Regions from separate parts of the Homo sapiens genome. Here region 2 is linked to region 1. A link is an interaction called in ENCODE POLR2A ChIA-PET data of the cell type or tissue named here. Cell type or tissue: Panc1. All regions are shown on one strand. Links, peaks and the distances in the headings refer to the core of each region. The heading gives the core; the rest is flanking DNA. Region 1 overlaps MOSPD1 (motile sperm domain containing 1). Region 2 overlaps PLAC1 (placenta enriched 1).

The links. ChIA-PET counts read pairs that join two places held together with the same protein. Peaks named below come from ENCODE experiments on the same cell type or tissue, not always from the same donor. Only the 100,000 strongest peaks of a DNase experiment are listed, where the experiment ranks them.
Region 2: POLR2A ChIA-PET joins it to region 1 with 7 read pairs; 1 of 35 experiments calls an interaction of 5 or more read pairs at or near these places.

Annotation. Positions count from the first base shown.
Region 1 is chrX:134,887,124-134,895,714 of GRCh38, reverse strand. It overlaps MOSPD1 (motile sperm domain containing 1), which reads left to right. Exons shown (of 6, transcript NM_019556.3): 5 at 4,075-4,236; 6 at 6,523-8,083. The coding sequence ends at 6,554. Among named protein-coding and RNA genes, the nearest start is that of MOSPD1, 24 kb to the left of the region's middle. In Panc1, for the core only: no CTCF peak of the experiment used is centred there; no DNase peak of the experiment used is centred there; H3K27ac peaks cover 528 bases.
Region 2 is chrX:134,567,996-134,576,586 of GRCh38, reverse strand. All of the region lies in intron 2 of PLAC1 (placenta enriched 1), which reads left to right. Among named protein-coding and RNA genes, the nearest start is that of LINC00629, 22 kb to the right of the region's middle. In Panc1, for the core only: no CTCF peak of the experiment used is centred there; DNase peaks (open chromatin) are centred at 3,086 and 3,400; H3K27ac peaks cover 2,008 bases.

The DNA of each region.
Region 1 (8,591 bases), core at 3,641-6,140:
CCAGCTTTTCATCTTTTGAAGCTGAAAGAGAACCTTTGTCCAGTGTCACTTTATCAGATCAATATTGTAAAGTTAACATAGTTATGAAATGCAAGATTCCCTTTTTAAAATACTTCCTCTAGTACAAAGAAGGCCATTTAATTTGTATTTGTTTTTTGAAGTTACACTTGTAATTTAAAATGGTCTTTGAAGTTCAGTTTTGTATTTAACAGATTGGTTTAATAACCAAGAATAATAAGGAGTAAGATTTAGGGGTATATGTGTATGTAAATATATGTAAGGAGAACTTTATTCCTTTTATTTTTAAATTTATTAAAATTCAGGTGAAGATCATGCTAAAAAGGCTAAATAATTAAAGTATGTATTGTCTTATTTTATTTTTTATTTTTTGAGAAAGGGTTTCTCTCTATCGCCCAGGCTAGAGTGCAGTGGTGCCATCATAGTTCTCTGCAGCCTCCAACTCCTGGATTCAAGTAATCCTCCTGCCTCAGCCTCCCGAGTAGCTGGGACTACAGGTGCTCGTCACCACACCCAGGGTCTCGCTATGTTGCCCAGGCTCGTCTTACCTAGCCTCAAGCAATCCTCCTGCCTCAGCCTCCTAAAGTACTGGGATTACAGGCCTGAGCTCCCGCACCTGGCCTTATTTTAGTTTTCTAACAAACCTTGGTATCTAAAGTATATTAAAGAATTTTTCTAATAGTAAAATTGGAGTAGGCAGATGAATGAGGATAGGTGATGCTAGCATAACACATGGTGATCTCTGTTTTGAGGGAAAAAATTATCTAATCCATTCCTGTAAGGAAGCTCAATGAAGGCAGGCACTTTTCCTAGTAATTTTATATCCTCAGCACCTAGCACAGGGCCTGGCACAGAGAAGTTACATAATGAACTTGTAAATGGGCTGAGCTAGGAAGGCTGGACTTCAGGTCTGGTGAGGGTCTGTGGGAATGGTTTTTTTGTTTTGTTTTGTTTTGGCTTACAAGGTTTTCATGGCTATGACAGCTGTTTAGAGGAAAGGTGATACCACAGCAGAGCCCCATTCACAGTCCTGGCCAACATGTCCCGTTTATGGGTAGTTACCCCAATGTGCCTAATTACCTGGAAGTAAGTTGAGTAAAGTTTTCTTCTTTAATAGAGTATCATGATGACTGATTTAGTCTCCTGTCTATTAAATTTACAGGAATTTATGTGTAGTTTCCAACATGTGGAAAACTCAGGTTTTTAAGTTTTTCTGAACTAAAATGTTGAAAATTAATTGAGATTGTTTTGGGGAGGCTTTGAAATGTCATTACTTTTACAAGTCCTTAGCTTAGAGAATATTTCAACAAATGCGTATTATTAAAGTATTAGAGGTGCAGCAGTGTTGTGAGACTCACTTTTAGCAGGAAAATGGTTGATGGCTTCATTATGAAAAATTTGGATTTTGAAATATATTGAAAGTCAGTAAAAACGAGAAAAAAATTTAAGTTTATTGTATAAAACACATATAGCAATAACATAAGAAAATGTACCTGTAATCTCACACACTTAACAAATCTGCTTATATAAGTGTTCCATGTTACTTTCCAGACCTTGCCTATGTGCATAAGTACATTTTGTGAGTATATTTTGTGAGTTTTTTTCATTCAACAGAAATTTAACTGTTAAATTAAGGGAAACCTACAAAGTATACTTTCATAAAATGCTAGAGTTCAGGTTATTAAAAAGCCATTTTAAAAGATACATCTGAATCTTAGTGGGTTTGTCTTAATTACATTATTAATGAACTGCTGTGTCTATGCTATAATGTTTGAGTTAGTGCCCTCTGGCTTCAGAAAATTATGGTCTTAATTATTGTTTATAATAATACAAAATTGAAAATAACCGAAAAGTCCATCAATTGGGAATTGATTAAATTATAAATATTCATAAGATAGTGTGCCAGGCAGACATTTACAAGGATCTGATAGAATGATGAATGCTTATACATTGTCATAGAAAGAGCTTCAAATATATTTCTAAGTAAGGAAAAAAAAACAGTTATATAACAGTATGTATAATATGGCCTTATTTATGTAAAAGATTCTTCTACATGTTTATATGGGCATTTGTAAAATCTAAAAGGATACATACCAAGCTGTTAACAGTGTTAGCTCTAGGAGGGTGGAATTATGGAGGAACATTTACGTTTTCTGTATCTTTATAACATATTTTACAACGATCCTGTAGTACTAGGGAAAAAAGCTTTTTCCATTTTGAAAAATTTCAAGCATTTATGCAAATGTTTTTCGAATACTAAAAATTCCAAATTTCTCTAAATACTAAATGTTCTCTACTAAAAATTATTTGAAATTATCTTTTGTGGGTTTGCAGTGAATGGCGTACTTGTCATAAATAACTGTTTTCTTTGAGAATTCATCCTTGCAACAAAGATAACTATAAAGGTACTCTATTAACTGAAACAAGACTTGGGGTTTTTCTTTTAGGTATTTCTGCTATTGTTTCATTCCAAACAATAATTACTATAAAATTTGAATTTGTTTTCACCTCTCTGGCTCTGATGAAGTACAGTTAAACTCCACACAACAGCTAAGGTATTAATAATTTAGAAAAGTTCCATTTAATAATAGAATGAACAGCATTATTTCATTAATGAAACACAAAGATTGTGTTGCTGTTGGCTATTCCTTTCAATGAAAGGAAAGGTAGTGGGAAAAGCCATATGACAGAAAATGCTGTTATTGGGTTTCTTAAAAATATGAGTATGTATACTATACACATAGAGCCAGAACTGTAGAATAGCAGGTCTGATAACATTTTTAATCTTTTTTGTTTTGTTTTTTTGAGACAGAGTCTTGCTCTGTCACCCAGGCTGAAGTACAATGGTGCAGTCTAGGCTCACTGCAACCTCCACCTCCCGAGTTCAAGCGATTCTTCTCCCTCAGCCTCCTGAGTAGCTGGGACTACAGGTGCGTGCCACCACACCCGGCTAATTTTTGTATTTTTAGTAGAGATGGGGTTTCACCATGTTGGCCAGGCTGTTCTCAAACCCCTGACCTCATGGTCCACCCACCTTGGCCTCCCAAAGTGCTAGGATTACAGGCGTGAGCCGTGCCCAGCCTTTTTTAAAAATCTTTTAGAATTTTATTTTAGGAACATTTAACATGAGATCTACTCTCTTAATGAATGTTCATGTAAATAAAATATTGGTTAAATGTGGGAACAATTGTCGAGTAGATTTCTAGGCCTCACTCAGTTTACATAATTGAGACCTATGCCCATTGATTAGCAATTTGCATTATCCTCCTCCTCCAGCCCCTGGCAACCACCCATTTTGCTCTCTGCTTCTATGAGTTTGACTATTTTAGATTTCCTGTGTAAGTGGAATCATGCAGTATTTGTCCTTCTGTGACTGGCTTATTTCTCTTAGCGTATTTGCCAGATACTGTTTCTGCTGTTTTCTTCTTTACTATAAATGGGTTAGAGCAGAGGGAAACACTTTTGGTTCCTTAACATTTTCAAAATTGATAGCGGGATGTGCAGTTATTAGGATCAAACCTATCTGGGGAGCTCCTTAAAATATTCTCATAAAGGTAGTGGAGGTCTAGTGTGGCAGGCTCAAATTGAATATACACAGGCAAGCCACTGGGGTACTGGAAGAAAGTATCAGAACTTCAATTTATATTTATTTTTAGCACATTCTTCCAAAAATCTATTTGTATGTTTTATATTAAGCATAACACAGTACAGAACTTGTGCATATAATTTTAAAATGTGCATACATCGATGATACATGCTTGAATACTTTCTACTGACTAGGGTGGGATGGTCGGGGGAGTTGGTGACCACCTTTCAGTAAGAACTCACTACCTCACAATGCCACGTCAGCATTCCATCCTGCAATGATTCAGACCAGTTAAGACATGGGCTTCCACATCAGCCCAGCAGTTAACTCTCAGATGGAAAAAATGATGGGGAAACAATTGGAGAAGTTAGACAAAATCAGAATACTGGTCTGTGGTGGCCAGTGTTTGTGAAGGAACTTTTGTCTTAAAGTTTTTAGAAGGAAGCTTAGGGATTTTTGTCTTTTTACAGAAAACAGAGCTGTATCCTCAGGACCTAGTTTACTAACTGTCTTCCTGGGAGTGGTGTGCATTGCAGCCCTGATGCTGCCTACACTGGGGGATGTGGAATCGCTGGTGCCTCTCTACCTCCACTTAAGTGTGAATCAAAAATTAGTGGCTGCTTATATCTTAGGTAAGGGTTTTAAAGATGCATTTGGGACATATGTGTAGGGCTTTATGTGTGTGGTAGGGTGGTGGTGGTTTGATTTTTTTTTTTTTTCCCAAAGAACAGGTAAAGAAATGCTTCAAGAGCATATTGAGGTCAGGTGCCTTTGAAGACTTTTTTAACTCACATTTAGTTCTTTTTAGCTTATTTATCTAGTACCTGATACTATATTCAATTATTTTCCTTTTGCTGACTTACAATGGCATAAAACATGTATAAAATGTAAGACGCATGCATTCCATGATACAGCATTTCTACTTTTAGGAATTGCTCCTAGGGAAACAGACAAAGTACATACAGTGATAAAGATGAACAGTGCAGCCTTGTTTAATATTGTGAACGTTTCTCTTTTATTATTATTTTTTCTTTACTTTTGAAGCCACCATGTTCAGAACCTTTCTCTTTAAACTAATTCCCTTATTTCCTGTTGATTCACTATTTCAGTCATCCTGGCTTGAAATCTTAGAGTTAATTGTTTCAATTGAACAAATATTTATTCCGTACCTTCCATGTGTCGAGGATTAGTGTTCTGGTGATGAATGACTTTCCTCATGTTCTCCTCTCACCTTTGCTTAGATGCCAACTCTTTTCAGTATTCCCTGGCATATGTGCTTTCTCTTATTTATTTATTTATTTAGAGACGGAATTTCGCTCTTGTTGCCCAGGCTGGAGTGCAATGTTGCCATCTCGGCTCGCTGCAAGCCCCGCCTCCCAGGTTCAAGCTATTCTCCTGCCTCAGCCTCCCGAGTAGCTGGGATTACAGGCATGCACCACCACATCAGGCTAATTTTGTATTTTTAGTAGAGATGGGGTTTCTCCATGTTGGTCAGGGTGGTCTCGAACTCCCGACCTCAGGTGATCCGCCCAACTCAGCCTCCCAAAGTGCTAGGATTACAGGCGTGAGCCACCACACCTGGCCGCTCTCTCTTTTTTATTTTGAAATCATCTTGATTGTCTCTCTCCCTTCTGTCTGTGTTCCTTCTCTCCCTATTTCTTTCCCCCATTCATTCCCACCCCCAACCATCCATCATGTTGTCAGATTAATTTCTCTTTTGCTCTCACAACCACCCCCTAGTCAGAAACCTTCAGTGGTTCCCCATAATCCATAGGATGAAGTATATAACCTTCAGTGCCATAGCTTGGCATTTAAGACTCTCCACAATCTGAGACCTCTCTGAGCCAATTTTATCTAGCTACTTCATTCTGTAAATCACTGCATAAAGCCTTTTAGATTATTCACTCATTCTGGAAAAGCTCCTCTAGCGGCCCGGTTCTCCAGGCCCTTACTCATGCCATTCCCTCACCTGAAATGCCTGCCCATCTCCTCGTTCTCTCTCTCTTTCCTGTCCATCTTTTTTTTTTTTTTTTTTTGAGATAAAGTCTTGCTCTGTCACCCAGGCTGGAGGGCAGTGGCTGGCTGGATCTCGGCTCACTGCAACCTCCGCCTCCCCAGTTCAGGGGATTCTCCTGCCTCAGCTTCCCAAGTAGCTGGGATTACAGGTGCTTGCCACCACACCCGGCTAATTTTTGTATTTTTAGTAGAGACGGGGTTTTGCCATGTTGGCCAGGCTTGTCTTGAACTCCTGACCTCGTGTGATCCACCTGCCCCGGCCTCCCAAAGTGCTGGCATTACAGGCATGAGCCACCATGCCTAGCCCCTGTCCATCTTTTAAAGCAGCTTTTTATCATTGGGGGCAACTTTTCTGACTGCCCCAGTCCCATGTGATTATCCTCCTTCTCTGTACTTTTTTTTTATCACACTTTCATCATCCTTCATTTAGGACTGAGCATATTCTTACTATTTTATATTTTATATATTCTCTCTTCAAAAGAGAGAAGCAAAGTAGGAATGCCATACTTCTGTCTCTTTGTGGCCCTAGGGCCCTGGGATACAGGTAGACTCTTTGTGCTTCTGTTAACAAAGTCCACTGGCTTTACCCATGCTTCAAAATGGCACATCTGCTATTATTATGTTTGATGTGACTGGATAAAGTAGGAGGTATGTTTGATAGATAGATTTGCTATGGCCAGACATTAGTGATTTAATTAAATCTCTCCAGTGACTGCCCATTGCTATAAATTGGATTTCTTCTTTATGATATCAACAAAATTCAAATTGACTTTGGGTTCTTGGTAGAGTGCCTGCCTATGTGCTATGTTGTATTTGTTCATTGAGGTCCAAACAATTGCTTATTGAATGAAAGATTCTGTTAGGTGCATACCTTTAACTGTTCTCCATTTTTCTTCTTTCAGGTCTTATCACAATGGCCATACTTAGAACATGAGCAAGGATTTCAATTGACTTCTGAAGTAAATCTGTCTTGAAAATATGAATGTGGACTGCCTTTTATCTCTATTTCACTCCATTAACATGCAACAAACTATTGAATGATTTCAAATAATTGCAAATGTATAATATATATTTTAAATTATAATTTAATTTGAAGGACTGCAGAACATTATTTTACAGACAGCAAGGATGCTTCTGAGTGACACCTAGGAAATTATTTGAAGAAATTCTTTTTATATCTATACCTGTTGTGTAAGAAACTTTAAAACATTTGTTATTTTCTCACCTTTTTTTCTAATTCACTTTGATTGCTAGGGGTCATGTATGCTTCGAAGTTACAGGACTAAAAGAGCAAACTGACCGGCCTAAAACTAAAATGACATTTATTCCCTAGCTACAAACATCAGCGTTATTATGTTAATTATACCTTGCCCTCTATCATTATAAATGGTTGCCATGGTGTTTCTAAAAATAAGTGTTTTACCATTAATGTGTAGAGGGCAAACAAAGCATAAAGTACTAAGGGATCATGCTTATCCTAGGGTCTCACAGAAGAGAGGACATATTTAATTAATCTTGTGAATTACAGAACAGGTTGTGGTCCAGACACCAAGAATCATAGGGGTTTTTTTTTAAAAAACCTAATAGAAGTAGGGTGACCTCTCTCTTTGGTCTAAGAGTTCTAAAGGAAGGTAGGCATCTGTTTAATTAGTTGGTTCACCCTGGCTTTACCTCTGGTTAATGCTTTGTGTTAATAGGAAGGAAAAATCACTTTATCTTTTCTTCCAAGCCCCTCCCTGCCTGACTTACCCAGACTGGGATTACCAGATACCAGGTGATTTATGTGGAGATGATTTTTCACCTTTAAACTCTAAGCCAAGTGTAAGAAACTCTTGATAGCTATGTCTATTTTATATCAGTCACTGAGACTTTTTTTTAAGTTTTTATTTATTATTAAGACAACTTTGCCAAAAAAGTCCCCTAAGCACAACTATTTACATTTCTTTATAGCCTCTTCTGATCTCTAACACATATGCAGTTTTAACTGTTATTTTCATAGTAACTGATCTTTTGTCTAAGGATTTTTACCTGAAAGCACAATGTATTGAGTCTCTTGAAAATCATCTTTCAGATCTTTTTACAGAATGAACTTATGCACTGCTACTGTAGTATTCTCAAGGAATATATGTAAACACAAATGTATGCCTGAGGTTGGTTTTTGCAGAAAACAGTCTCTGCTTCTAAAAACTTCTATGTCTAGTCTTCCATAGGAAATCCTCACTGTTTAACCATGTGAGGAGCCTAAGTCATTAAACGGATCATGTCTGTACATTGTGTAATGAATGAAAAGCACATAAATGTAATCTACTTTGAACTTTGTAAAAATGATGTGTGGAGGCTATTCTTGTTTCTCCATCTCAAGTCCTGTGTGTGCACGTGTGTGCAAGTGCACATGTGTGTGTGTAATAACACATTGTAAAGAACAGAAATTACTTTAAAAAATAAACAGAAATGGAGACCTGAGCTTCACATTGATTTAAACATTTTATTTGACTTATCTTTGAGGAACTTAAGGTTTTAGCTCTCCTATTTCCTAAAGTTGTCTCATATTTCTGTGACTGACATAGGAAAAATAGAAACAGTGAAATATATCAGCTTGATTTACCAAGGGATTTAATTCACTTTGTAATTTAACTTCTTGAATAGGTAACAATCATATGTTTCAAAAGTAGAAAACTATAGATATAAAGTGAAAAATCACTCCTCACCCTCCCGGTGCACCCAGCCCCTTACAAGTGACCACTTTTATTAGTTTAAATATACGTGTGTGTGTGTGTGTGTGTGTGTGTTTGAGACAGGGTCTCTCTCTGTCACCCAGGCTGGAGTTCAGTGGCGCAATCTCGGCTCACTGCAACCTCAGCCTCCTGAGTAGGTGGGATTACAGATTTGCACCACCACACCTGGCTAATTTTTGTATTTTTAGTAGAGACAGGGTTTTGCCATGTTGGCCAGGCTACTTCTGTTTCTTTAT
Region 2 (8,591 bases), core at 2,061-4,560, 320 kb after region 1:
AAGACTTCAATATATCTTTTTGGGAGGACACAATTTTTTTTTTTTTTTTTTGAGACAGAGTCTCACTCTGTCGCCCAGGCTGGAGTGCAGTGGCACGATCTTGGCTCACTGCAACCTCCGCCTCCTGGGTTCAAGCGATTCTTCTGCCTCAGCCTCTGAGTAGCTGGGACTACAGGCATGTGCCACCATGTCTAGCTAATTTTTGTGTTTTTAGTAGAGACAGGGTTTTACCATATTGGCCAGGCTGGTCTCGAACTCCTGACCTTGTGATCCACCCACCTCAGCTTCCCAAAATGCTGGGATTACAGGCGTGAGCCACCACACCCAGCTGGGAGGACATAATTTTATACATATATATGTATATATAATTATCTAGCTATATAGAATATATAGATATAGAATAGATATAGATATATAATGTATATATAGAATATTAGATACATAGATATAGAATACATAGATAGGTATTCCTAAACATTTGTAGTCCAGTGATGTAAGTTCAAGTCTCAGTCCTGGAGAAAAATTTCAGAAAGAAAGTCCTTCATTCTTTGTTAAGGGAAGATAGATTACCAGTGGGGGGAAACTTCCTTTTTGTTGTTAATAATTATATTAATATCATATATGTATATATTATTAGATATGATAAGACTTTTATATTTATTTTTAACATTATATATGGTGTATTTTAAAATATTATGTATTATAATATGCAAATGATGAACACAAGTTTAACCAATTGCTTTTTTTTAAACAAGTAATTAATTTCAGGAAAAAGGCACCAAACCAACACCCTGTTCTACTTTTTTTTTTTTTTTTTTGAGACGGAGTCTTATTCTGTCGCCCACGCTGGAGTGCAGTGGCGCCATCTCAGCTCACTGCAACCTCTGCCTCCTGGGTTCAAGCAATTCTCCTGCCTCAGCTTCCCAAGTAGCTGGGACTACAGGCACGTGCCACCACGCCTGGCTAATTTTTTGTATTTTTAATAGAGACGGGGTTTCACTGTGTTAGCCAGGATGGTCTCAATCTCCTGACCTCATGATCTACCCGCCTTGGCCTCCTAAAGTGCTGGGATTACAGGCGTGAGCCACTGCGCCCGGCTCAACACCCTGTTCTTGCTCTTTTTTTTTTGTTTGTTTTTTTTTGGAGACAGGGTCTCACTCTGGGCTCAAGCAATCCTCCTGCCAAGTAGCTGGGACAACAGGTGCGCACCACCACATCCAGCTAGTTTTTAAAAAATTGTTATGTTTTTTGATATTGCTAGTATAAGGAGCTATCACACCCAAAGTCAAATCTTCGTTATATAGAAAGTCCAGATCAGAGAAGTGTATAGTGATATTTACCAGTACAATACTCTATCATATGTGGATATGGGGTCAACTGCAAAGCACTTTTGGGAACATTCAGGCTCGGGGACACTCAAACTGACGTGAAGTTAGCCTGGATCTCTCTTTTAGTCCAGAGTTGGCAGAGTGAAAAGCCCAGCCCAGAGGGAGCCAAGGGTCAAGTTGGGGTAGGGGAGAATTCACCCATCTTGCCTCTGATTTCCCAAGAACCTCTAGCATTTTCTGATTTCTGTATCTGTGTATGGAACTGGGAGTGGATGTGTAGGTCTGCTCTCAGGAGGAACAGATATCCAGCCTGTGGTTTAGGTTCCTTTTTCTAGCTAAGGGAATCCTTGGACAACCTCAGGGCTAAGTCCATTTGCCTGGGTAAACTTGGGGACTCTAGCAAGCCCCTTCGAGGCACCCCACCATTCTTCAGTACCTCGTGAACCTGAGGCTTCTGCTTCTGATTATGCTGTCTCTCAATTGCCTGGACTTGGTCTAGATACGGCTTGATAATTTCTTCTTTCCTCCCATGTAAAGGCCAGACTAGGGGAGAGTTCCACTTTGTCTTCTTTCCAGAGGACGACTTATCACAGGGATGGAGGAAAAGGGGTACAAAGAGTGCTGGCTGCACTTGGAGTCACTGACTAAGAGCTAATTGACAGGACATTGGGTACCGTTGGATGGGACAGACATAGAGCCCTTGGCATCAATGATCCTAGAAGATAAGCAGGTGTGCAAGTGGACAGGCCAGGACGCTTGTTAGGACTCTGTACTCTCTAACTATTATAGAAAGGCTCTACTGCTACCCCAGGCCTTCAACTGGTAGACTAGAGAAGGAGTGGGGGAAGGGGTTAGCCAATAACCAGATTCAGGCCCTTAGGGGCTGGACAAGGAGGCACAGGGGCAGGTGGTGATTTCTGGTGGTCATTCATTAATTTCTTCCTTCTTTCATTTAAAAAATATTTACTAAGTACTTACTGTGTACCAGATACTATAGTAGATCAAGACCCCATTTTTAAAGGAATTTATGGTACAATAATTAAGGAATGGGGAGAAATAGTAGGGATCAGGGCAATAGTAAGAAACAGATTTGGGGATTTTCTTCTCCTCAGTATGTGTGTGTGTGTCTGTCTCTCCATCACTGTGTGTGTGTGTGTGTGTGTGTGTGAGAGAGAGAGAGAGAGAGACAGAGAGAGAGAGAGAAAATTTATCTTCCTACAATGTCCTCATCACAAAGCAATGCATCTTTACCTACTCCGATATGCACGCATGCCTCCCAAATTGTAGGCTCGCTAACAATGACCAACAGCCTTCCTATCAAAGGAACCTTTTCTAAAACCTTCTCTACGTCTCAGGAGCCAAATGATGGTGAATGGCCTCAGTCAGGATGTTATACACATGCACCAAGTGACCACATTCTGGGTGGGGCATGCACAAGGTAGCTTTGGGTTTTGGAAAGATGCATTCTGGTCAAGTCAGTGAAAAATCAGCCAAGTAGCCTATAAAGTCAACTGTGGTTTATTTTGGACTTAGGCCACACCTAAGGGGCCATATGCGTGCACCTCACTTTAAGAAAACCTGTACTCAAAAATCCCAATTTTGAAAGGGAGACGGGAATGTGCCTGACCATTTTTGGAAGCCATCTAGAGCCCTCATTTATTGACACAGGTGTATCAAAGAGGTGGTGAAGCCCTTGAAGGAACATCTGATTCAATCCTCTGCCTTCTGATGATTTCAGATCACCTCAGGCAAATGGGCCTTTATCTGGTTTTGGCAGACTCCCAGAGACTACTAATGGGTTAAAAATGTGGCCGTGGCTGCCGTGGAGTTGAGAGGTCTGCACAGACACAAACCTACCTTGTCTTTTAAAATGAGAAGGGACTCTGGGGCTTTGTGGAAAAGGGTGTAGTTTTCTGAAAAAAATCAAACTCAAATAAATTGTTAAGTTAAAACATAAACTGAATTAGGGGCATACATTTGGGATGTCCCTCACACTTCATGGAAATTATGAAATACATCTCTTTGTTCAAGTTTAAAATTCAACCAACTCAGCTTCTCTGCACAAAAGGGGAGGAGTTCCCATGACCTGATCTTTGCAATTTCCTCTAAAGTATGGCTTTCTGTATTTATTTAGGAATATTTATGTTCAGTCAGGGCATGGTTTACCCTTGTTGTGTAGCCTTATTATGGTTTGATTTCACATTGGACTACTCACCTTTTAGTAACCAAATTTGCGACCCAGCGGAAATTTCTCTCTTACAAGGAGCTTGGATTCTTATTTATTTTGCAACCTTTATTTGTGTATGAGATGAACCATGACATTTAAACTATGCTTGATAGCTTAACAGATTATAAGAACAAAACCAGATGGCCCAAACAAAAATAATGCTTTGATTGCTTTAAAATTCAATGTCAAAAATTAAAAACAGCTTTCAAAAAGCCTTGACTTTTTTCCCCCGAGATAATTTTGAATCATATATGTGGACATATACTTTCCCCCCAAATTAGAAATATATAAAAAATTTAACAATGGTTATTTGGGGGTTGAGAAGGGTGTTTCCTTCTTTTTTCTTTTCGACACCACCCAATTTTTCTGCAGTTAGTTTTAGAATCAGAAATAAATTTTTAATGGCTGCTTTTTAGTTTAATTTTAATGAAGCCTTTTTAAGGGTTCGGTCAAGGTGTTTTTCTCTGCTGAGAAAATGGACATTGTTAAGCATTAGCAGTTCATAATTCTTCTTCCACACAAAATGATGAATAATGTGCGGTTACTTTAACACTGTGCTTCATGAGGTTGGAAAACTAAACCGGTCTCAGCGTCTTTAAAATTAATGTAAATTCTACAAAAGCAGTTATTTAATTTTCTAACTCGCTTTAATGTACTTTCAACATCATTAGTATTAATCACAATTGTCACTTTCTTTGAGAGCAGTGAACCAACTAATTCCTTAAAACTGGGCTTTAAAAAGAACCTCCATTTTAAAAGGCTCTCAAACCTTGAGATAGTTTGCAGGTCACAGTCAGAATGTGACTGCTTGAATGTTTAAACTAAAGCACCCACAAAGTGTTAGGATTCCTTTTTTTCCGTTCTTGTCTTGTAAAAGAATCTTTATTCTGACTCAGATTCATTTTTCTTTAAATCAGCTGCAAGAGAGTGAACAAACTTTGCTGCAAATCAAAGCCCTGACAGTTACATTTCCCTGAGATAATTGCATGCTGCTTTGGAGTTTCCTTTTCCCTGCTGTTTCCTTTTGTTTTGACAACAAGTTTCTGGGAAAACAATATACAAATGATAACTATGCTGTCACGAGTATACTGAATTTTAAAAATAAATAACTGTCGACCCAAAAAGCTTCCAGGAGCCTATGGAGTGAATTCTTTTTCCAAACCGTTCCAAAACCAGATGTGGAAATGTTTAGCTAATTCCCCTTCCCATTCTTCATGCAAAGAGTTCATACGTGTCTCTAACGACATCAGAGGAGATGGGGAGGCAAAAAATCCTGTCTGCTTTCAAAGCGATTTCTCTTACACTTCTCAATTCTCTCTCTAACGTCACAAAACTAATTTGGACTTCAGCTTTTGTCTCTTTTTAAAAGGATTTTTTTGGGGTCCTGAGATTAAAAATGCTCTGTGCTTAGACCAATATTCAATCTCTTCATTATAAAACATTAAGAAATAGAGCTCATGGTAAGAACACTTAAAATCTACCCTCTTAGCCATTTTGAAATATACAATATATTATTATTGGCTGAACTCACCATGCTGTGCAATAGATCACTAGAACTTATTCCTCCTGTCTAACTGCAACTTTTTACTTTTTGACCAGTATCTCCCCTTACCCCTTCCACTCCACCCCAATAACCACCATTCTACTCTCTACTTCTTAAAGTAAGGCAATGGTCATGTTAACCAGCTTGATCTAAAATAATCATTCCACAATGTAAACATAGATCATTGTTACATGTATACATAGAACACTGTATCCCATAAATATATACAATTTTTATTTGTCAATTTAAAAACAAAACAACTGCTGAACTTTATAAGCAGCATTTTCAGCATAAAAAATTTAACGATGGGGGAGTTAAGTGGCAGCTCTTCTTCCTCTTTCCTTTTTTTGTTTTGGCCAATCCATTCTCTTCCTGTCTATAAGAAGAAAAGGGCTGTCTTGGTTTCACAAGTACTACGAGATCTCAGTCTGGCTTTGCTAATCAGATTGTATCACTGTCAGTGACTGATATAGATAGCTCTTAAACATAAACACTGGCATTTTTCTGAACTTAATTAAAAGAGCATATGTGTTTATGAGGGAAGAAAGGAAATACAGTTTATATTCCCAAAATGAAATGTTTTATGATTTTTTAATGTAGAAAATTTATTAAGGCTTATTAGGGAGTTCTTGAAAAAAAGGGAAAGAGGAAAACTCTGTTAAAGGAGCTAGTGGGAAATGTATATGCATAAACTCCATTTACAAAAAAACAGAAAGCTACTTGTACTCTGTAGCTTCAAGGAAAGCAAACATTTTGCATCCAGGTGTTATTAGAAGCTCTGGGTTTGCCTGACCTCTCTATAGCTCAGTTCAGGACGCTGTGTACCAACAGCTGAGCCCTACTTGGCTATACAAATGCATCTAGGCTCATTGCTTCGGGCATGTTGCAAGGCTAATTTGCAATCGAGTCAAAATGGGGCTACAGTGATACAGACCCTGAGACTGCTTTTTTTCTCAGCACAGAGGCCTCCCCAAGAAGCTGGACAGTAGTCCCAAAATGAGTGCTCCCTTCTTTGCATTTATTTCTTCCCCAGTCCCCAACTCCACGTCAGCTCTAAAGAGTTCTAAAGACTTTAAATAGAATTCTGCCCACAGCTCCTGGGATACTGTGCATGGCCCGCATGATGGCTAAAAATACCTTCAGCTGGGCACCCCCACACAGCCCTCTCTTCTGGCATCTCCTTCCCATCTCTAACCCCTCAGCCTTCTTTTCCCTCTGCCCCCAATAACTAGAGCCCACTTTCTCCCTCCCTTGTTCGGGATCCCATTCTTCCAGCACATCTCAGCAAGGTGTTAGAAAAGTCAGCTGATGAATTCACACTGTGTTGTGAATGACTTATAACCATCCCCCCTGCCGGACGTGGTGGCTCACGCCTGTAATCCTGTAATCCGAGCACTTTGGGAGGCCAAGGCAGGCGGATCACCTGAGGTCAGGAGTTCGAGAGCAGCCTGGCCAACATGGTGAAACCCTATCTCTACTAAAAATACAAAAATTAGCAGGGCATGGTGGCGGGTGCCTGCCTGTAGTCCCAGCTACTTGGGAGGCTGAGGCAGAAGAATCGCTTGAACCCAGGAGGCGGAGGTTGCAGTGAGCCAAGGTCGTGCCACTGCACTCCAGCCTGGACAACAGAGCAAGACTCCGTCTCAAATAATAACAATAATAATAATAACCGTCCCCCAACACACACACACACACACACAAACACACACACACACACACACACACACACACACACACACACACACACACTACTCTACCCTTCCCTAGGAATTGCAGGTAGCAGGAGAAGGGAGGCTGCCCTGCTTTGAGGATCTGTTCTCAGCAAGAAGGAGTAAGTCTCAAAGTGTGCCAATGAGCTGGGCATTCGCAAGCTCATTAGAAAGTACATTCTGCTTTCCCCCTAATCTCCTTTCTCTCCCCTTAGAGATGAGCAACCTTAAACCTGGGTCTCAGTGACCTCTTCTTTAAGCTTTATCTGAGCTGAAGGGTGTGCTGTCACATGCCTAGTCATCTTCGTTTATTTCTCCTATCACATGGTGAGCTGTTCTTGGCTTTATGAAAGTCAGAGGAAAGAGATTCTGCCGTGTTCAAATTTGGAGAGTTGTACTAAATGAACCCCTAAACTCAATGACATTATTGAGCCCCTTCCTTTGAGACTGACTCAGTGCAACATAATACAAGAAGTGAACGTGTGGGGGTGGGAAGTGAGGTAGTCTAAAATGATTGCTTGAGGGACAACAGTCTCATTTCTCAGAAATTCTAGACATTTTATAATTATATTTGGATTATCTTTGGGGAAGGAGGAGAAGGAGTACAGGAAAGATGCTTGAGGGAGGGGGAGGAAATGGATGGCTTAGCTCTCTGGAAAAGAGTAGCCTTAAACTTGGGTGTTAATTTTGGGGTTTGAACAAAAACAGTTGTTTCCTTGGCCTAGTCCAGAACTACTTAAGGAGGAGGTTTTCATTCAGGGCAATTAGGCCCAGGTTGTGGGATGATGTTAAAGAAAGAAGGAAAGAAGGAGAGAGAGAAAAAGAGAGAGGCAGGAAGGGAAAGAAAACCCACCTAAAGCACATTTAAGACAAGGTGGTCTTCTATAGATCAAGACAATAGTGCAGTAGTGATGGGGTGATTATCTCAGCTTCCAAAAGGCACCTCAGCAAATGTTATGCAGTATTCCAGAGCAGGTGGTTTCTTTACTTAACTGTTGAGTCATCCAGGACCAGCTCACATCAGAATTTACTTATTTGTGTTGTTATTATTGTTTCCTTTTTGTTTGTTTTGGGGATTTTTGGTGCGGGGGAGAGAAAGGGAGTAGGTTTTTGTTTGTTGCTGCTGCTTCTACTTTTGCTTTGTGAAAAAAACCCAAAAAAGTTGTCCCAGAAGAGACATTTCAGAAGGAACAAAGAGGAAGGAGCCTGGCAGACCTGTGGGGCTTCTCTTTTACACCCACAACACCCCTGAGAGAATGAGGAATCATTAACGGCAGAGTGAAAGACAGTGAGACCAATCCGTACCAATCAGAAACAAAACATTTCATCCAGGCCAGTGCGTTTTTCTAGCGGGCTCCTGTGCCATGGTTTCCATTAAACAATGCAGCAAATTCGTCACTATCAAGGGAAGAGAAAGAGCTGTATTTTTGCAACTGGGGAAAAAGAGAAGAGAGAAATGTCTTGGGACGTTTTTTGGCCCATTGCCGTGCACATAGTAGGCATTCAACAAATATTAGTCAAAGAATGAATTTGTGCAGGGGTTACTTATCTCAGCAGGGAACAAAAGTGAATCCCTATATGCATGTACATTTCCTTCCAAACTTTAGGTACTTTACTATGTGATTTATGTCATTTTCACTTGTAAAATGAAAGTTGAGTTGGAAAACATTGGATGATGTTGCTCTTGCTTTCTTCTTTCTTCATCTGTTACCTCCTTCTGATAGCATGTTTTAGATACTTATTCCTAGCACTGCTTTTTCTCCTCACTGGTCTGCCTGTCACTC